Regions from separate parts of the Homo sapiens genome. Here region 2 is linked to region 1. A link is an interaction called in ENCODE POLR2A ChIA-PET data of the cell type or tissue named here. Cell type or tissue: endothelial cell of umbilical vein. All regions are shown on one strand. Links, peaks and the distances in the headings refer to the core of each region. The heading gives the core; the rest is flanking DNA. Region 1 overlaps DOCK4 (dedicator of cytokinesis 4). Region 2 holds the start of IFRD1 (interferon related developmental regulator 1).

What was found. ChIA-PET counts read pairs that join two places held together with the same protein. Peaks named below come from ENCODE experiments on the same cell type or tissue, not always from the same donor. Only the 100,000 strongest peaks of a DNase experiment are listed, where the experiment ranks them.
Region 2: POLR2A ChIA-PET joins it to region 1 with 5 read pairs; 2 of 35 experiments call an interaction of 5 or more read pairs at or near these places.

What each region holds. Positions count from the first base shown.
Region 1 is chr7:111,990,895-112,003,385 of GRCh38, reverse strand. DOCK4 (dedicator of cytokinesis 4) reads left to right here. Exons shown (of 53, transcript NM_001363540.2): 3 at 2,852-2,892; 4 at 4,883-4,938; 5 at 9,155-9,251. Among named protein-coding and RNA genes, the nearest start is that of DOCK4-AS1, 190 kb to the right of the region's middle. In endothelial cell of umbilical vein, for the core only: no CTCF peak of the experiment used is centred there; DNase peaks (open chromatin) are centred at 4,405 and 4,875; H3K27ac peaks cover 1,233 bases.
Region 2 is chr7:112,450,410-112,459,870 of GRCh38, reverse strand. IFRD1 (interferon related developmental regulator 1) reads right to left here and starts at 9,411. Exons shown (of 12, transcript NM_001550.4): 1 at 9,089-9,411; 2 at 4,004-4,108; 3 at 3,785-3,869; 4 at 2,833-2,957; 5 at 853-1,010. The coding sequence starts at 9,182. It overlaps LOC128031837, which reads right to left and starts at 9,384. Exons shown (of 1, transcript NM_001414739.1): 1 at 9,226-9,384. The coding sequence starts at 9,384. The coding sequence ends at 9,226. RefSeq lists enhancers at 8,567-8,686, 8,807-8,856, 9,097-9,386, 8,686-9,461. In endothelial cell of umbilical vein, for the core only: no CTCF peak of the experiment used is centred there; DNase peaks (open chromatin) are centred at 6,210, 7,160 and 7,520; H3K4me3 peaks cover 480 bases; H3K27ac peaks cover 1,470 bases.

The DNA.
Region 1 (12,491 bases), core at 3,926-6,425:
GACAGGGTCTTCCTTTGTCACCCAGGTAGGAGTGCAGTGGCATGATCATGGCTCACTGCAGCCTCGATCTCCTGGGCTCAAGGGATCCTCCTGTCTCAGTCTCCCAAGTAGCTAGGACCACCGGGATACTTCATTATGCTTGGCTGATTTTTTTATTTTTTATTTTTTGTAGAGACAGAGTCTCACCATATTGCCCATGCTCGTCTCAAACTCTTGGCCTCAAGTGATCCTTCCACCTTGACCTTCCAGAGTGCTCAGATTACAGGCATAAGCCACTGCACCCAGCTTTCCTTTTTCTTTTTTTCTTTTTTTCTGTTTCCTTTTTTTTTTTTTTTGAGATGGAGTCTTGCTCTGTCACCCATGCTGGAGTTCAGTGGCGGGATCTTGGCTCACTGCAACCTCTGCCTCCTGGTTTCAAGTGATTCTCCTGCCTCAGCCTCCCGAATAGCTGGGATTACAGGCACATGCCACCACACTCAGCTAATTTTTTGTATTTTTAGTAGAGATGGGATTTCACCATGTTGGCCAGGCTGTCCTCGAACTCCTGACCTCAGGTGATCCACCCACCTTGGCCTCCCAAAGTGCTGCGATTAGAGGTGTGAGCCACCATGCCCGGCCACCCAGCTTTTCTTGTTAACAAAATGACTACATTTTAGAGCCCCGTTAGTATATCCGAAAATACTCATGTTTTTCCTCTTTTAAGGTTTTCCTTACTAGGAATTTATATTATGATGATATTTTTATCATATCAAGGTTTATTATAGATGAAACTGTATTCCCCCAAACAGAACTACGACATTTAGTTAGACCCTAGCATTAGATGCTGGTGATATCGGAATGTTTATTCTGTCCACTGTGATTGATACCTTAAAAAATATAATAAGATTTCCTGTGTTATTGCCAGATATATTTTGTCTGTTACTACTTTGTATACAGATAAATATAAAATTTATTGTGAATTGGTGCATGAAACTGGACTGCATATCTAATAGGAGGTGTTTTGTAATCTAAGACTTTTTCTGTATAGTATAATTGGACAGAGACCTCTCTATGACATTTTTGCAATTCTCAAGAAGTTTTGTTTTTTGTTAGAATAATTATTTACAAATGGATGTATTTCTTGGATCTGTCTTTATGGCAACTGATAAACCCTGAGATATAGAGATTCTGATTTTCAGTTCATTCTGCTCTCCTCAGACTGATTTTAAAACTGTTAGGGACGATATTTTACAATATATCCTTTTAAGAAAATGTATTATGAGGAGGAAAAATGTTTAAATACAAAGCTCAAATATTTGTTTTGTATTAAAATTTTGCCTAAAATTTAATCATTGAAAAAATTCTATTAGGCATAATATTTACTACATAGTATAATAATTTTTTTGCCAATGAGCAAAATGGTCTTTACACTTGAAAAAATACAATATATATCCTGATTTGTTTTAAACTATAAAAAGACATGTAAGGATAGTGCTGCAAAATTGATTCAGAATTGCTGGGAGCTTAAATCCAGCAGTCCTTGAGCCTGCTTATTGGCAAGGGATGCGACCTAAGACCCCCAGGATACCTGCAACCTTGGATGGTACTGAACCTTATACATCCTACATTTTTTCCTTTACATGTGATAAAGTTTAATTCATAAACTAGCCACAGTTGACAAGAACTAATGATGAAATAGAATAATTATAACAATATTCTGTTCACAGTTTCATGAATAGAAGATTCATTTTTACCTAGATTTTAGCAACCTCAGCATATGATTTTTTTTTCTTTCCTTATTAAATTCAAGAACTTTCACCTTTTCACTTAAAGCACTTTATGGCTTCTCTTTGGCACTTCCCAGTTGCCAACATCACTACTCTTGTGCCTTGGAGCCATGATTAAGTAAAATAAGGGTGACTTGAACACAAGGACTTTAAAACTGTGATCCTCAATCTGGTAACCGAGAGGGCTAGTAAATAACTAATGGGTGGGTAGCACTGACAGTGTGGATATGCTGAACAAAAGGATGATTCATGTCCTGGGTGGAACTGAGCGGGCAGGCACGGGATTTCATCATGCTACTTAGAATGGCATGCAGTTTAAACCTTATGAATTATTTCTGGAATTTTCCATGTAGTATTTTTGCACCCAGGTTGACCATGAGTAACTGAAACCGTGGAAAGTGAAACCGCAGATAAGAAGGGCCTACTATAATAGTCATTCTACAGAATAAAAATTACGCTGAGCTCTTGGTCAGCCATTGTGCTGATGAAAATGTGCCAGTTAATTCTGGCAGTGAATGATGGCTTTACTCTTTGTATGATATGAGACTGATCTTAACCCAAGACCGTAGGCTTAAGGATGTGCAATTCACGTCATGACTGTTGGCCAGGTACTATTATTTGGTGGCAGAGTCTGGCGTTTGTAGTCAGGCAAGTAGAATTTGGAAATGTATGAAATCTTGTGCAGATTCTTGACTTTCCCTGTGACATAATGTGGCCTTTCATAAAATGGGAAGAAGTGGTACTCAGAGATGTCAAGTAACCTGGCCAAGATTAAACAGACAATAAGAAGCAAAGCCAGAATTGAAGCCCAATGCTCTGATTTTAAAGCCTTTATTCACATTATGTATTTTTCTGTTGTTTATAAAAATTTTTGATACAGTTTTTTAAAAATGGTTTTATTAATAGAATTCTTATGTTTGGTCACTCGAGCTATTTTGTAGCCTAAGGCCAATACCTACCATATTTATCCATAGAATCTTTTCATGTATGGTAAAATTCCATCGGCAAAGAACAGATTGATTTGTTATTATCTTTAAAATATTACAATGGTTTATCAAAATATGACCATGATTATTTTTCCACAGGCTGGTACAGAGGATTTGCCTTAAAAAACCCAAATATCAAGGTAAAAATTGTTATTTCTAACTATAATTATGAAATTTATTAAGAAAGATAGTTATTTAAATTATTTCTTTATACAATTGAAATTACAGTTGGGACTCAGTTGAAATGCCAAATGATATTGCAAATTTTTATAATTTTGGAAATTCCTTTGAACTTGGATTATAGTTAAGATATGCTACTCAAATGATAATCCTATTTAGCTCTTGAAAATTGTACTGAGAAGACCTTAATAAGCTCATTATATATAAACAAAATCTTTTTGAAGTGGTAGTTTCTCAGAGAGCTAAATTAAAATTCAGGCAGGGGAAATACATATGCCAAAAGAAATATTAAATAGCAGTATTTAATCTTTATGTTTTCCATGGTATCATTTGTAAAATATCGGTATGGAGAAACAAGTATACTTAGCGGCATGTTAAGAGTCCCTTTGGATTTGGGGGGCTGAAGCCAGGAAAACAATATTATTAAAAAACCCATCTTTCTTACCATTTCAGGCAGAAATTAAGATTCATTATCCTTGATACATTTCTATAAATCCTCAGGAATTAGAGCAAGAAGTAATGTCATTTTTGTTTTATCTTTTATTTGTATAGTTTGCAATTTTGACAGTAATCCTTACTAATATCTGTGTTTTTCTATCTTACTCTAATCTCCTCAGTCTTCACCTGTATTTCCTACATTCTCTAATATTTTCATATATGTCATTTTTTTTTTTGGTTTAATTCTAGCTTTGGGATTGTAGATAAGAAATTTGTATTTTCATTCTCAAAATACACTTTTGCCTTTTTCCTTAAATATGCCATTTTCTGGATCATTCAACTGTGTTTAATTACTTCATGTATTTTAGGTCATCCTAAAGGGGAACGGTAAGGGACAAAAGAGTATATAAATTTAATTTTTTAAATACTTTACTCCTCATTTAACATTGTTTTTATATATCTATGAGGCACATGCAAATATAGCTTCAGTATTTAATGAATTCATTTAGACCATATTTGAGAAGGAAACTTAGTATGATTTCTCTGTTATTTCTGTCACTTCTAATAAACCTCAAGTCTGACTTTTCCTGATTAGTTAGAATTACTCTATTTGTTGATCCTACCATATTGAAGAAAACAAGTGCGTTTTAAAAATCTACATATATATATTTACTACTATTGAATGGAAAGAATTTGCCTATTAAATTTTATTTTATACTTGGATCCACAATGGTGATATATATATTCAAATGACATTTATTTTCTTAAATATTTAATTGAGTTTGTCATTTAATTATACATTAGAAATTCTTCAGAGGATAATTGCCATTTAATGAACAATCAAATTGATGCTCATTTTTTTGTTGTTGTTTCTTTCAATTTCCCATTTAGAACAAAGAAACAATTTCCTTGCCTTGTCATTTCCTACAATAAAAAGCTTCAAGCTAACATGGCTTCTTTTGTTTGATTTCTGTTCCATCAGAATGGCAGCATGGTGATTAACTGTTGCTGAGTTGTCATCAAAAATCTTCCATAACACAGAATACACATATTATCTCTAAATTTGCAGTGATATTTTTTGTATGTATATTTTCAAGAGAAATATGAATGTTTTGGGGAGAAAAAAAGGAACTACCATCAAAACGAAGAACCTTTCAAAACTATGCAATACATATTTTGTAAACTCTTATTCAGTATAACATGGTTTTTATATAGAATTCCTGAAATTTTCTTATTTTCTGTTTAATAAACATTATGTTTTCTGAGTAAGATTTAATTTTTTTGATCATATTTGTTTAGAATGTCTCTAAATTTTTAAAGTAGTTAATGGTAGAAAATGAAAGGATGGATCTTAAGCCACAGTAGATTTCATCCAAGAGAATGTGGTAGAGATGTTGCTTTTCCCTATTCCTGATGTTGTCATGGTTGTATGGCTGTGTTTTATACAAATGACTTGTGAAACCAACCCTGCCTTAACAGCCGGCATCGTAACCTTCATGTTTTCTTTTCCAGGGTATATTTCCTTCCAGCTACGTTCACTTGAAAAATGCCTGTGTAAAGAACAAAGGGTAAGAAATGAGTTTTATTAGTAGTTGGAGGATTTTCACAGAGCCTTTGCTTCTTTTGGAATTTGAAAGGCATAGTAATTGTCTTGAAAAATGAACTGTAGAAGATCATACCATTGTCTGTGTTCTTTGTTAAAGATATATTGCATTAAGACCGTTGGTGGAGAAAATTAAAGAACCCCATCTGTGTGTGCTGGACAAGAGGATCTGAGAGACTGGAGGTCTCTCAGTGTCCACAAATCAGGGAATCAGCCTATGCTTGAGCAGAAGGAGTTGGTTCTTTTTGGTTTCTTGCTACTTAGGGAAGCATGTCAGTCAGACCCATTAAATGCTGTCATATTATCTCAAACCCCAGGAATTTCCTAGGTTCACCACTGATTCTAAGATGCATAGTGTGTCTTTCTCTAAATGGGCATAATAACATATTCTTGTGTGACCACTTCACAAAGCCATTATTCTATTTTAGAGAATGTCATTTATATGATACTTTGTTTGATTGAGCTCATTGATCACCTAGTATTTCTAATACATTAAAAAAATTTCTAGTCTTATTTCCAAAAGGATTTGAAGTGGCAGTCACTTTAACATAATTCCAATAAGGTACAGCAGGATAAAACAGAAGAACTTGCCTGTGTAAATAGTTAGCATAAGCAGATCATTCATCATAAGGGGCCATGGATTTAGACACAAACATTTGGTGTCAGTGTCACAAGGACTATTCACATGATCATTGCATAATTTTCATCTTAGGACAACAGAATACAGATTCAGCCATAGAAATTATATTTTTTCTCAAATAGTGATAAATAGCAATTTATTATTTGAATTCTTAAAGCATAGTAATGGCATTTTCCAACTTGAGTCTTAAGATAAAAGTTCCAACGAGGCTATTCAAATAATTTCCTCCTCAATAAAGATATGATATTAAATTTCAGTTCAGGGAAACAGCCTATGCATGTGGCTAAGAGTCTATGGTATAAATACTTTGAGAGTTCCCTATATGGGTAAAACTTAAAGAATCTCAGAGACCATTACTCTACATGTCTTATATATGTGAGCTGCTTTAAGCATGTTAGTAGTAGCACTCAGTAATAGTAATTATTGAATAATAGATTAAAAGCATAATTCTAATTCTAATAATTACCACTACTACTACTGATCTTTTAAGAAATGTGTGTCCTTTGGAAGTGTGCAGCTATAATCCACCAGAAGCATCAAGCCAAGTTGTTGGTCCTTTTGAAACTTTCCTACCCAGCTAGATGTGATACCATTCAGCCTCCCTCCAGTAAACCAGAGGATACTTCAGAATACACTCCAGCCATATGCTTACTCTTTGTTCTGATCCTTCTGTGCTAGTGATCTGGGCTTGGCAATGTGAAAACACCATGGGCTACCCCTGTTTCTTAAAGTGTCCTTTTGAGCAAGCCTGTGCAACCAGTCCTCTTTGCTGCCTTTGTCCCAAGCCCAACCCTGACCTCCCTCAACTCTGCAGTGCAAAGGGCATCATATGCTCTGACCAAGGAAGAGAAAAGAGAGAATGCTGTGCTAGCAAAGATGATGTCAAGCATCTCTCCACTTAATCAAAGTCTATCCCTCAAAGTGAGTTGGGGTAGGATATGGTTTTTAAATAAGTACGTCCTTTTTTTAAATCCTGGTTAGTAACTGGTGTATATCTGATCCCCTTCCATGAGCCCCAGGAAGTTTAAATGTGGGTAAAGTACCTAAAAATTTGGTCATGTAAGTTTAAGACTTTCTTATGGGGTCTCCACCTGACACTAGGTATGATGGACATTGTGCAGCAGAAGAACAGAAAAGCCCAACATTAGTTTCTGTAAAAGACTTATTGGAATTGACTCAGACCCTAGGTCTAGGGCTGTTACTGGAAGAAAAACTTTGGCCTGAAAACATTTGAGAGCATGTATTGCCAGGTAATTGCTTTCCCAGAGAGGAACATCTTTGGGGTTTTGGTATTACCTGTCTTATTTTAAGTGGATTTATGGCCCACTAGGATGAAATAATGGAAAAGTCCATCCTAGAATAATTGAACAAAATATAATTTCAGAGGTAACTACTTACGACAGACTATTTGAACACTGATTTTGGGTTTGGAATAATTAATAGAAAACAGTCACCTTGCCTAAAATGGCAATTTTATGCTTAAAAATTTAAATTTTGCTTGGACAACCCCCAATCAACTTCTCACAGACTGAATTGCGTGTATGTTCTTTCTTGTGTCTTCAGATCAATGTAGGACTGTTGGAGGTCAATTAAATTATAGTTTATGGACAGGGAGGCCACTTCTGTATTGTTTAATTCCTACTGAGGTCATGTCACTTTTTAAATGTTAAGTAGTATGTCAGGTTTCCCTGGAAATTCAGTGTTTCCTCCTTGACCTTGTATAGGATCATTTTATAATCTCCATCTCCAAATATTCATCATTTAAATTGCAAACGCTGCTTCAAAAGCAAAATAAATGTACCACCATTTAAAAATGTCATATACAGACTTAATAAAAGGTTCTGTGTCTGTCACAGTTTATATATTACTGTTTACTTTTATTTCTAGTTTAAAATCCCAGTTTTACATTTTCAGCTGTGTTTAAGCTCTAGAAAGAAGGAAAATATTCATAGGGCAAGTATTTTAGCAGCACTGCGAAATGAGGAGATGAAACTCTGTTGGGAAAAAAATCAAGGCAAGATTTTAGTTTCCATATGTCTGACAAGAAGATTTTACAAAAGACAATTATATACACTTTGGACATAACATGAAAAAGGAATCACAGAACAGTTATTAGTCTCATGCTAAGAAGTAATTTCCCCTTGATCATTAGACAACATGGTTCTGTGTCTAATATGTCATTACTTTCTATGTATTAGACGTTTTCTTGAGAAAAATATACTGAAATAAAGAAAATAGTCTCAATCAATATATCAGTAGCATTCTTTGGGAAGCAGTGGTAGTAATAGCCACTAAACCACTTTCACCTGCACATACACACACACACACACACACACACACACACACACACACACACACAAAGAAAGAATTTGAAAAAAGAAACTGGAGATGAAGATTATTATATGCCAAAGGTAGGATACAGAGGACAAATTAAATCTTCTCAGCCAGGCGCGGTGGCTCACACTGGTAATCCCAGCACTTTGGGAGGCTGAGGCAGGCAGATCACAAGGTCAGGATATTGAGACCATCCTGGCTAACACGGTAAAACCCTGTCTCTACTAAAAATACAAAAAATTAGCCGGGCGTGGTTGCAGGCACCTGTAGTCCCAGCTACTCGGGAGGCCAAGGCAGGAGAATGGCATGAACCTGGGAGGTGGAGCTTGCAGTGAGCCGAGATCGCGCCACTGCACTCCAGCCTGGGCGACAGAGCAAGACTCTGTTCTCAAAAAAAAAAAACACAAAACTTCTCTTTTATTTCCCCCATCTCCTCATGCATATTCTCAACTTCAGGACCACCATACACACCCTACTAGATATTGATATAAATATTTTCCAAGGATAGTTTCTGACTTTTAGAGAAGAAATGAGAAGACTACGTTACTCTAATCAGAAAGAGGAACATTTTGGAACGAATATTCAAATATCGGTGATGTCATAAGCCATAAGTTCTATGCTGTATGATAACATTACTTAGAATACTAATCATTTCTCATGGTCCTAGTTTGCAAATAATAAAAATTAAGTGTTACCGAGATCAAGAGAGTGTTCAATTAGTATCTCAGTGTCTAGTTACTTATAACACTGAGTTAGTTTGGATGCCCACAGCCATCATGTCCTGGTGATTGAATGGTGTTCCTTTTACTCTCTTTGAGTCCTATAGTCATAGCCCTTGGAAGGCAAAAGTCACCTCAGAGTTTATGTAGCCCAGTGACCTCATGTTACAGATGAAGGCTTTTGGCCTTAGGTTAAATGAGTTGCTGCCTAGTCGTGAACTGGTACTGGAGTGCAACCCTTCTGATGCTGTTCCTTCTTCACCACGCTGCTCAAACTTGATCTGGTTGAAGTGGCTGGTTGTTCTGGTATTGTCCTACCACAACCCATGTAGCATTCCTCACATTAACTTATAACCAGATCCTGGTTACTGTCTGTAGAACGAACAATAGCTAGGCAGCTTTCTTTTCTAGTTATCTTTTAGAGTATTTAAAACAAAATTGTTGTCTATGGTATTTACATATATACTTTTTCTTTTTTAATTTCACAGACAATTTGAAATGGTTATTCCCACTGAAGACTCTGTTATCACAGAAATGACATCAACATTAAGAGACTGGGGAACCATGTGGAAACAACTCTATGTGGTTAAGTAGCTTTTTAATGACACGATTTTTCGGGTAAAGAATTGTTTTAAGAAATACATGAACATGAGTAAGCATTAACTAATATAGCACCTTCTGCAAGTCTCCAGGACTCCTTGGGGATATAGATATTAACAAGACAGTCTTGTTACAATCTCTGTGTCCACTGAGCATGGGTTTTGTAAGTTATTTTTCAATACCACAGGAATATAAAAGATTATTTTTCTGGCATCTAACCAAATAGGATGGTTTACATGGACCTATTGTTGAACCTCCTGAATATTTTTAATTTCCAGGGAAAAATAAAATTCAAGACAATTTTGGTGGCTTTGGTATTTTATCAAATTCAAATTCTGTAAGTAATTCAAGTATACTGTAAATGACAGACTTCTTAGCTAGTATCAATGAGAATATTCTAAATATACTAGAGAAAAGAATGTTTCTTGAGGGGAAAAAGGATCTGTGTTTTGCAGATACGTAGTATATATTTATTTACTTACTATAAGTAATCACATTGGGAACTTATGTGGCAAATCCCATGGTAAGTACTCTTTGATGCAGTATCTTCTTTAATCCTTATTACTACTCAAAGAAATAATAATGATGATCACATCCAGCTTACAGATGAGAAAAATAAGGCACAGAGAGTGAAGTACTCACCCCACATCAAGTAATGGGAAAATGGCTGAGCTGGGGTTCTGGTATGAATATGGTGCTGTCACTCTGAACCCCACTGTAACTGTGGAAGTCTGGGGGTGGTGAAATATTAGGGAAGACCCCATGCTATTTCTTCTTTTATTTTTAAAGAAATTTGTAGAACAGCTTAATCATTTGAAGGGATTAATTCAAAATACAAACGTGTGCTTATCCTGACAAAACGATTTAAAACAGCCTGTCGAGGAAAAAATCCAAATTAGTGAGGGACACTGGCAGAATGATAGTGTTTATTGTCTGTTACATCTGAAATGCAATAGGATATTTCACTGAGGCAAGAAAATCTGACAAAGTCACTAGTGAAAACCCTTTGATGTTGGACTTCTCTGATTAAACCCTCCTGTAGCTGGTAGCTTTAGAACTCACTATGAAAATCCACAAGAAACCTTAGGTGAATTGGCGGAGCATAGGTTTTGTAAATAACAAAGTCAAGATAACCGACCTCGAGGGCTCTGTGCTAGGGAAGTGCAAAGAAATGCAGATCTCCTTTTTAAATTTTCTTTTTTTTTTGTAAATGTTGGAAAGAATTCAAAATCCAAGTATTATTTCACTTAAAGTAACATTGGGCATGGCACTAACATGGAAAAAGAAACTATTTGAAATGCTCAAACCACTGCATTCCAAATACCCGATATAAGAGTTATAAAAATAATGACAGTGTGAGTGTTGTCCATTAGCTGAACTAGAACACAAACACTTTTCCTTTTATATAGCTACTAGTGGGGAACAAAGTTGAATTTCCTCTGGATTCTGCCTTATCTAGCTATTTTTACCTGTGTTCGAGGTTTCAAATGTCTGTTTTGGGGACAGACTTTGTTGGTTTGAAAATCTGTGTGTTGTAAACTCTATAAGTAAACTCCTTTCCTCCTAGTGTTCTGAGTAACTGGGAAAGAGAAAATTATCTAAATGTTTCCCTGGACACTGGAATGGTAGTCAGTGCCATTAGAAACAAATATTAAGTTTAACTCAGAGGTATTAGATTTTTGATACTAGGAGTGAAGCTACCTTGGCCATGTCAGACCTTTGGTTTCTCTTTTCCTAATGTAAATGTTTTGTGCCAAATGTTTTGGTTCAAGTTCCTCATGCTCAAGTGTGTTTAGGTTATTGTCCATCGTCTTTTCCAACAGTTTTAAGGCACCTAGCTTCTCTACTGGAAGATGTTTGATGGGGGCCATAATATTTTATAAATTGTTAGCAATTTATATGACAATGCTTAGCATAAAAGCACATGGTGAATGCTTGAAAAGTGCTAGTTGCTCTTTAAATAACGTTGCCAAGGACCTAAATAATGGTCTCTAAAAATACCACTTAATAATCAGTAATGTAACCACAAAAAGTTTAGGAGAAATATAGCAGCCATCTTTTACTGAGTACTTTTGTCCTGTCCCTGAGCTGGACATTTTACATCTCTTTTTCCTGGGGCTCTGCCAGGCACTTTTTTTTTTTTTTTTTTTTTTTTTTTGGAGACAGAGTCTCTCTCTGTTGCCCAGGCTGGAGTGCAGTGGCGCAATCTTGGCTCACTGCAAGCTCCGCCTTCTGGGTTCACGCCATTCTCCTGCCTCAGCCTCCCGAGTAGCTGGGACTACAGCTACCACCATCACGCCTGGCTAATTTTTTTGTATTTTTAGTAGAGACGGGGTTTCACTGTGTTAGCCAGGATGGTCTCGATCTCCTGACCTCATGATCCGCCCACTTCGGCCTCCCAAAGTGCTGGGATTACAGGCATGAGCCACCTCGCCCAGCGCCAGGCACTTTTTATTCTTGAATCTTATCAATGATAATTTACCTAGGGTCTCATGCTGAAGCCTGAATCTAAATCTAAGTCTGCTGCTGCCAAAACCTGTACTGTTTTCATTTTAAGGCAAATAAAAGCTCATCGCTTTCTAAAACACTAAAATACTCTCAATTAACTTTTGCTGTTTTTTTATGTTTCCAGAATCTCTTGATATTGTTTTATTCCAAGTGTTTAATATTGTACCCTAACTGTTTTCATTTAGCATTAAATCAAAAGCATTTTTCATATATCTGAATAGCCTTCATAACTATCCAGTGTTTAAAGAATCATGATTTTATGACCAGATGTTCAGTTTTAGAACTTTTTCTTACACTAGTAGAGTAGGTTTGCTGGCCAGGCCTGCAGTATGTCAGCATTCTTGCCACACCTGGGTTTTCTTCCCTTAATGGAGAGCTGACCAACTGATTTTCAGCTTTATAAGGGATCCTGCAACCTTTTCTTATTAGTGTTCTCTTAAACTTAAGTACTAGAGATGACATCACAGAAAATCAAGTCCATCCTACTAAACAACTACAGAACGCCTTTCCCAAGAGCAGGCAGGTGACTTTCTCCCTGTGACAATCAGTTCAAAAAGGCGCTGTGTCTCTTCTTTGCTACATGAGATTTGACTTGTTTAATAACTTGCTTATATAATTTTATTGACTTGGGTGGACTTTTCCTTCCTACACTGACTTCCTCAAGTGTTTGTATCGCCTGTACAGAATCTACCTCTTGAGATCCACAAAAATTAACAT
Region 2 (9,461 bases), core at 5,098-7,597, 460 kb before region 1:
GACTATTCCCAGCCTCCAGGTGGCTGGTAAGCCAAGGAACTAGATGCAAAAGTGATGTGCTCTGGCTGAGTCTGTCACCTAGCTACCCTGGCTGCCATATCGAGAGAACCTAGAGGTGGGCAGAGCTGCAGTGGAGGCCTGGGGTTCCAGCCAATTTACATTGGGTGGTGATGATAAGAAGAAGAAATAAATTTTTACCAAGCTACTTAGACAAAGATTAATGTTACTTACCTTAAGTAACATTATTACTTACCTTAAGTAATACTAACAAGGAAGCTGGATTTGGATAATAAATATTAAAAGTATTAAAATGTTTCAAGCTTAAACTGATTCACTTGTTTAAAAAAACAGCTTAGGATCACATGTTATTTTTCCAAATCCACTAAGACCACCTCAGTGTCTTCTGTTTTCTGTGACACAGTAAAACATCTCCATATGATCACTTGTATCACTTATTACCGCACCAAAAACAAAAAATAAAACCCCCAAAACCCAAAATCTAAAGTCAAGTGTTGCAAGAGGTAAACATCCAACAATTAGAGAATGAAAGCTTTCTCAAACCCCAAAATTAGAAGACTTTCACAAATCAGAATTTCAGTTTCCTATGTCTACCCAAATCCATAAATATAGAATTATCTTTTTTGTTGTTGTTGTTAAAATACAGTGTGTAGCTTTGTCTCCCAGGCTACAGTTCAGTGGCATGATTATAGCTCACCGCTGCCTCAAACTCCTGGACTTACAAGATCCTCTCTCTTGCCTCAGCCTCTTGAGTAGCTGGTACAGTACTATAGGCGCACCACGTCTGGGTGTCATGAATAGACAGATCTATAAATGTAAATATCTTATACTTACAGTTTGCCTAGCCTGCATACTAGCTGACCCATCACAAATGATTTTCTTTAGGATTGGTCCAAGAGTTTTCAAAATCTCTTCACTTTCAATTCCAGGGCCCAGCTGAATACAAAGAACAGATGCTAACGCTGCAGCTGCACGTTGCTCATCACTCTTACCTATAAAAGCAGCCAAGATGCAATCACGATAGTCTTTTCAGTAGACTAACTTACTAAGACAGTTATTTCCCAAATTTGATCAATGACAAAATAGCATTTACCATTTTTGAAACCCCATGCTCCAGGCTTTGATGTAAGTTACAAACTTAGGCTAAAGAGCTCAAACTATAGAAACAGACCTCACTCAAATCCTAGATCCCACTTATTAGCCAAATGATCATCGATTAGTTACTCTTATTCTCTAAATAGAATTCCTCATCTGTAAAATGGAGATTAGTATCTATCTTAAGGGATTATTTTAACAGTTCAACTAAATGTGTTTCAAGCCAATTTCTATCTTCAAACTCCTTAATGTACTCATATAAACAGTGCTCAAATTGCCCTTGAATTAATCTCCTAAGCATTTCGGATGTACACAGTCCATTAGGTAAACCTTCAGGGTTTCCCTACCAACATTTTTAAAAATAAATACGGGATTAAAAATAACTCTTTAAAACCGTAAAAAATACATTTATTAACTTTATTTATTTTTTTTTTTTTTTGAGACAGGGTCTCACTCTGTCGCCCAAGCTGGAATGCAGTGGTACAAAAAATACATTTATATAAAGGTACATATAAATTAACTCTTGAGAACTGTATACACCACAAGTGTGGGGCAAATACTGAGCTTAAATTATTACCTGATAAATTAAAAATGTAAAAAATACGCAAACTAAAATGGAATTTTTAAAGGTCATCTAGTCCAACAACCATTATAGCATATAGTTTGAATGTAAAACACCTTTAATAGCGCCATTGTGTTATCTTTAAAAAGTTGGGTCTGCTATCAACTATACCAATAACAAGATATATCAGCTTAGACCCACCTCAGTTTTCCTAGGCCTTTCTTTATTCTATTCAATGGAAGAGTGAATTTGATCAAAGGTTTCACTTACAACAAAATTTTTACTCTCAGGTAAAATGAGAAAAATAAGGATATAAAGCTTATTAGTTCATTCAATTTTTTAAAAGTGCATTTCTACATTTTTGGTGCTATAATATTTTGCTAATAAAATAATGATAGTGGAGGATAATTATTTTCATAATGTTCTTACTTGGCTGAATAAGTTGGCAGACACCAAATCTCGTTTTGTTTTGTTTGTTATAATAGAAACCAAGTATCGCTTTGTTGCCCAGGTGGTCTCCAACTCCTGGCTTCCAGCAATCCTCCCACCTCGGTCTCCCAAAGTGCCACAATTACAGATGTGAACCACCATGCCGAGTCACAAGTCTTTTTAAATTTGGTGGTTCCTAAATCTAGTAAGCCTACTAACACTGGACTTTAAGGTCTGATAAAATTATCTTTAAGATTTCTCTTTGGTCTTAAAAGTTCTATCACTGTAACAATTTGAATTCCAGAATTTCTATTACAAAGTTCTAGAATTCAAGTATTCCAAGGGATATCCTGAAAATGATGTAATTTACAGGTACAATCAATGTTTTATATAAGTGCAAGGGAAAATGAGCTAGATGTCTGACACACACTTTCAAGCTTTTCTGGTATAACAAGAGAATGACCATCACCTCTTCTGATACAAAAAAGGTTGATGACAATCTACCCTAATCCTTCTTAGTTTCAAGCTATTTTTTTTTGGTTTACGTAATACAAAAACAAAGTTCTAACAAGTCTCATTTTGAGCCATAACAAGATGGTGCACTCCTTGACTATTAGAAAATTTTAAGAGTGGGCCAGTGTTCCAGTGCTATTACTAAATGTTACTGAAAAGAAGATAACACACTCCTTATTAGTTGTACGTCTGTGACTCAAAAATAAGGGCATTACCTTTTTTCAGGCAGCGTTCAATGCTATCAGTTAAAGTCATTCTCCTTTCCAGAATAAATTCATACAGCATTTTTGAAGCCAGTGCATTTTTAATACCTTCAAGAGCTGCTTGCCTTGTCTTCGCACTATTTAACACCCAATGTAAGAGAAAGAAGATCCAGTTGGAGTATACAATAAATAACTTTTTAAAATCTTATTTCCTTCTAAACTTTACCTATGTATAGATTTTTTAAATCTAATTCTCATCAAGCTCTAACCATTTGTCAATAATATAATTTAATTTCCATCTATGACTCACCTTGTTACACAAAACACTTAAGGCTGCTTTATATCATGGCATTTTTCTTAGTTTGATAGCCACAACTTTAAATGCTTACATAATATTTTATCGTTTCAATGTACAAGTATAGTTTTAATGTATTGTTTTCCTATATTACATATTTAAGTAAATTTACACTTTTTTTAAAACTATAAAAGTCTAGAATTGCATCTTCAGGGCTTTTTAATTCTATTAAGGTCAGTTCTGAAGCTATAGTGAAAAGAAACAATCTAGCTTTGACATTTTTTCATATCATAACATTAGTGGACAAGCAGCTTAAAGCAAGGTTTCGTTATCATTTCTAGTTGAAGATTAACTTTTAATTCAACAAATTCATTTCTATTATAATCAAATACAGCTATGTATGTGCTATTATGCTAGAATAATGACTAATCTGACTCAATCTAAATTCTAATGGCATGTTACTACCCACATTAAAGTCCAACGGAATAAGAAACATCCAAAGTAAACAAATTAACCTTTAGGAAAAATATATTGCTATTATCTGAGAGCTGCACAAATTATATACATGTAAGGTAACTGATTAGAATCACACAGAATAATCATTTCTCTTAGCTTTTGACTAAGATCAAGCATAGACTCACACAGAATGGAGTTTCCAGTATTGCCTACCTCTTATCCAGGGTTAGGTCAATTAATCCCTTCAACTTGTACTCTAGGTCTTCTTGAGTTCCTTCCTCATCAAGGACTTCTGGTCCTAAGAAATAATATAAAACAGCCATCGTAATTTAAAAGAAAAAAAACAGGGAATAATAGTATACTTTAGCTACAAGAATTCCTCCACCTGAAACATTTTATCTAAAGTTGCAAATTTAAATTTAAAACTCATACCATCTTCAGCAAAACTGGAAGGATCGCTATAACCACTGCAATGGCTCATTGTTTCAATTGATGCATCTTCATCACTAAAAGGCTGAACATTTCGATGCTGGCCACCTATTAGGTAAAAGAGGAAAGAGGTAAATTATTTTATTGCCATATACCTAAATATTTAACTTTGGAATTTTTAAGTTTACTTAAAGAGAAATCCAGTAATAAAACCACAGACTCATTTTATAAAAAGAGATTTTATCACAAGTGAACATACTTAAATATTCTTAAACTAAGTTCACCTAATTACGTATTTCAAAGGACCAATGATACATCAACTATACGCATCAGTCCTCTAACAAGAGGCATTCTTTTTTTTGTTTTGTTTTGTTTTTTTTGTTTTTTTGAGACAGAGCCTCCCTGTCGCCCTGGCTGCAGTGCAGTGGCACAATCTTGGCTCACTGTAACCTCCACCTCCTGGGTTCGAGCAATTCTCCTGCCTCGGCCTCCTGAGTAGCTGGGATTACAGGCGCACACCACCACGCCTGACAAATTTTTTGTGTATTTTTAGTAGAGACAGGGTTTCACCATGTTGGTCAGGCTGGTCTCGAACTCCTGACCTCGTGATCCACCCACTTCGGCCTCCCAAAGTGCTGAGATTACAGGTGTGAGCCACTGAGCCCAGCCGACGCACTCATTTTTTTATGACACAAAAACTGATACAAAGGTGGGCGCGGTGGCTCCCGCCTGTAATCCTAGCACTTTGGGAGGCTGAGGCGGACAGATCACTTGAGGTCAGGAATTTGAGACCTGCCTGGCCAACATGGTGAAACCCCGTCTCTACTAATACAAAAATTAGCCCGGTGTAGTGGTGCGTGCCTATAGTCCCAGCTACTCGGGAGGCTGAGGCAGAAGAATCGCTTGAGCCTCGGAGGCAGACGTTGCAGTGAGCCAAGATGGTGCCACTGCACTCCAGCCTGGGCGACAGACCAAGACCTTGTCTCAAAAAAAAAAAAAAAAAAAAAAAAAAACTGATATGAAGATGAAATAATTATTTCTAGACCATGATTTCAAATCATGAAGACAATGAAAACAGATCCAGAAATAGTGTTGTATCATAGATAATCATAAGAATAAGACAAATATATTTTCCAATGAGAATGGCTGGACTTAGCAAACATGAACTGGTGAATGGGTTTTTAGGTTACACATGTCTTATGTTAAGGGGAATTAAGGAGTTAAGGCAGGGTAGTTTTAAAGACAACTTGAAGTGAGAGAAGACAAAAAAGGCTTAAAATAGAAGTTTTGGTATTTGATATAGTATAAAAGCCTATCAGATAAACTACCTTTAAGGGAAAGTTTCTACAATGTGCAAGAGTTTAAAAGTACCAATGCTGGCCGGGTGCGGTGGCTCACACTTATAATCCCAGCACTTTGGGAGGCTGAGGCCGGCAGATCACCTGAGGTCAGGAGTTGGAGACCAGCCTGGCCAACATGGCGAAACCCAGTCTCTACTAAAAATACAAAAATTAGCTGGCCCTGGTGGCAGGCGCTTGTAATCCCAGCTAATTGGGAGGCTGAGGCACAGAATCACTTGAACCCAGGTGGCACAGACTGCAGTGAGCCGAGATAGCACCATTGCACTGCCTGCCTGTGGACAAGAGTAAAATTCTGTCTCAAAAAAAAAAAAGTACCAATGCTGTTACTAAAAAAATAAAATCTTCTTTTTAAAAACTAGAATCTTTCTTTAAACTTCATTAACTTCAGGAATAAATATACAGTCACTTAGGGATTTTGTATTAATAAAAGGACTGCCAAGTCATAAACTACAATTCAGCACTGAGTTAAATTAAGTCCCAAATTCTGCCCCAAAAGTGACCGTGAGTCACCTGATTAACCTCTGAACCTAATTCCCTTTCAGTAAAATCAAAGTTCGTATGTTCAAACGTCACCACCTTAACGGTTTTTTTTTAATGCTCCAAATTTAAGCCTGTTACTGTTGGGCTGGATTTTTTTTTTTAACGGAGTTGTCTTTTTTAAAATCAAAACAGAGAATTTAGCAGATTTTTAAATTAACACAGCAAGCAAGTGGCCTTCAGATTTGCTTGCGTGGTGCCAAAGTAGTAAAGCATAAAGATTAAGCAATGAAGCCAAAATCTCAAAATTTCTTGGAGTGCTTAGGACAGGAATAAACAAAGACCTATGACATCACACTCTATTTCTGGATCTATCTTCCTCGTTTTTATGACTGAAGTAATGGCAACAGATGAGTGTCATCTGATTAATTTTATTAACATTTATTCACAAGTCAATTCACAGTTTTTCTTTTTCATAGCCTATTTCTAAGAGTATTCCTCCTATGCAGCTCTTACTCTGCTCCCTTAACTCATCAGTATTAATGATTTCTAAGATTCGAGGGAAAGAAAAAAAATACACATATATATGTATCAAGAAAAAGAACCCTGTATGAATGCCTGATATTTAGGTCAAACTCACCCACCCACACTGTGATCCTAAGTACCACGAAAGAGATGGCACTCTAGGCACATAAAGTACTTATTTCTAGAGGGCTTACTAACAAGGTTTTGTTCTTTCTTAAAAATATTCTCTTTAAATTAAGTGCTATGACATACCTGTATAAAAGAAGTCAATTTTATTAGCTTCCTAAAACTCTCCACTAACATAAAAAAAATAAAGAGTTTAAATAGAAAACTCATTAAAGTAATAATGACAATTTGGTTACATAGTGGAGACCTCATTTGAATCCCATTTCTTTTAGATGTCATTTAAAAATACTAGTTAGGTAAGTGGCTTGTTAAGTAAGCAAAAGTTTGTGTAATTTTCCATCTCTTCTACTCAACTATTATTTATTCATTGTTTATTAAACAAGTAAAACATTCACATAGGACCAAGTTAAAGTTTTAAAAAGTAAATCTCACCCCCATACCTTTCCCCAGCTCCACTTCTGAGGTAACCACAGTTAACAAGTTCTAGCACACACTTCCAAAGATATTCAAAGCATGTATTGTGTTATAAATTAATCAAAGAATTATTTTCCACTTGTTTACATATGCTAAAATTCAGTGATGAAATGGATCTTTTCTACTAAAATAGTGAAAAGGTAGCAGCAATAAAGCTGATGAAAGGTCACAAATGAGCCCTGAAGCAAAATTTAAAAGGCAATCCCCATACAGCCACCAGAGGCCTGTATAGGTACTATAAGCACAAAGAGGGAAGGAGGCTTGCCCAGAAACTTTAGACGGGATTAAAGGTTTGTGCGTGATCTAGGCCATTACTAACATCATTATAACTTTCAAACTTTAGCTTTCAAACTTTTCCATTTCATCAACAAAAGGGTAATAGAATAAAATAAATACCTTCTAGAAAGAATTCAAATGTTTGATTCAGATGAGGAAAAGCTGAAACACAGTGGTAAGAAATATCCTCAGACCAGGCACCGTCCCAGCATTGTGGGAGGCTTAGGCAGGAAGATCCCTGGGGACGAGGGACTCGTGACCAGCCTGGCCAACATAGACCTTGTCTCCACAAAAAATGTAAAAAATAGCCAGGAATGGTGTCACATGCCTGTAGTCCTAGCTACAGGAGGCTGAGGAGGGAGAGCTGCTTGAGCCCAGGAGTTAAGAGGTTGCAGTGAGCTATGATCACACCACACCGCACTCCAGCCTGGGCGACAGAGCCAGACTCCCTCTTTCCCTTAACAAAAAAAAAAAAAGTATCCTCAATTCACATAGAGCAACCAGAGGCCACAATAAATTACATATTTTACATCTTGATAAAGAATGAATTTCATCAACATGGAGAGCATTCAAAATAAAGAGGCACCTAAAAAATGTAAAAAATTGCTGTTTTAAGAATCCCTCCCTATGGTCAATTATTAAATGTTTAATACATGATCACGAGTTTTTGAGCTTTTTTAAATGCCAGTTTCCAATAACCTTTAACAACATAACCCCATATTTACTTTTCTTGTGAACAAAGGCATATCATTCTGAGTGGCAGCCGTGGCAGAGGGGCAACTGTGTCCAAAAATACCTGATGGCTAATAGTTCCAGTGTGATAACGTCGGAGAATACTCCAATATTTAACTCCTGTTTAAATTTCTAAATAAAATATTACCCAGGTTATTTAATACTCGATTTGAGTTTATTGGGGTCTCTCCTAGAAGGGCCTTCCAATTCCAATTGGAATCCTTTTTCTTAACCATATAATAAGTAGAAAACCATAAGTTCAGTTAAGCACCTACTCATCCCACCCAGGAAAAGTTTCAACTTCGTAGCGAGGGCACAATAACCTCAACTTTTAGCCAACTGCAACCTAAGCTCCTCACCACCCTGCCTCTCTGGGGCTCACTGCAGAGAACATATAGAATGCAGCACAAAGGAGAACGCGTTTCTTCCCCCCGTGAGCAGGAGGTCGCCTCGGGTGGTCGCAGAGGTGCTAGAGGTTCAGGGCTTCTGCAGGTGCCAGTTAGGGGAAGGAGCACAGCCTAGGGGGGAGAAAGTGGTCCCCCCGCCTCCGACGCCTTCGCCTGGCCAGGTGGACCTGCGAGACGGAAAGCTTCCCCAGCGCCTCTGCGTCACCCCGGGCCCACCGCGCAAGGCCCAGGCCGCGTGACGCAAGAGCCCGTCCAAACCCGCCGGACGTCTGGCATCCCAGGAGCTCCATGTTGGAGCCAGGGTGTCAAAGGCGGCCAGTGACGGCACGGGCTCAACTCCCCGTTCTTCCCCACCCGTGGTCGGGGAGAGATCGGGCGAGATCGCCGCCGAGAAAGGAACTCTGACAATGGTTCCTTTCCCGCCCAGCTCCCGGTCAGCCCCTGTCCCGACACACTCTCAGGCCCAAGGACCCGTTCCTCCCTGCCCCCACGGCCGGTGCCCAAGAGTCCGGTTCGCACGCCAGATCTAAATCGCGCGAGGAGCAGCGCCCAGGGCACGCTGGGAATTGTAGTTCAGTAGCCAAACCACGCACCCTGGAAATGCAAATGTGTACATCAGAGAAAGAACTACAACTCCCACCGTGCCGAAGCATGGAAGACTCGCCAGCCTGGCCGGCAACTGGGATGCCGGCGGCGGGGATACCCCTTACCTGCTGTCGCCGCCGTCGCTGCGGCTGCTCCTGACCCGCCGCCGCCAGCACTGCTACCGCGGTGGGGAGTGTTCCGCTTCTTGTTCTTCGGCATCGTGGGACGCCCGGTGCCGCCCAGAGTCGGAGCTTAGCGAGGATCAGCCGATGGAGCTGCACTTTTTACTCGTGCGTCTGTGCGGCGGGCGGCTGAGAGGCGAGTCTTCGGCTAACAACAGAGTCGAGAAGCGGCGGGGGTAAGAGTGGGCGGTGGCGGCAGCAGAAATCCCCGTGAAGAGCTGTGATCGAAAACGATACATGTTTCTCTCTAGCGCGGGAGCTAAGGCGGGGCAGGGGAGGCCACGACGCCTTAAGTAGCAATACCGCCACCTGACGT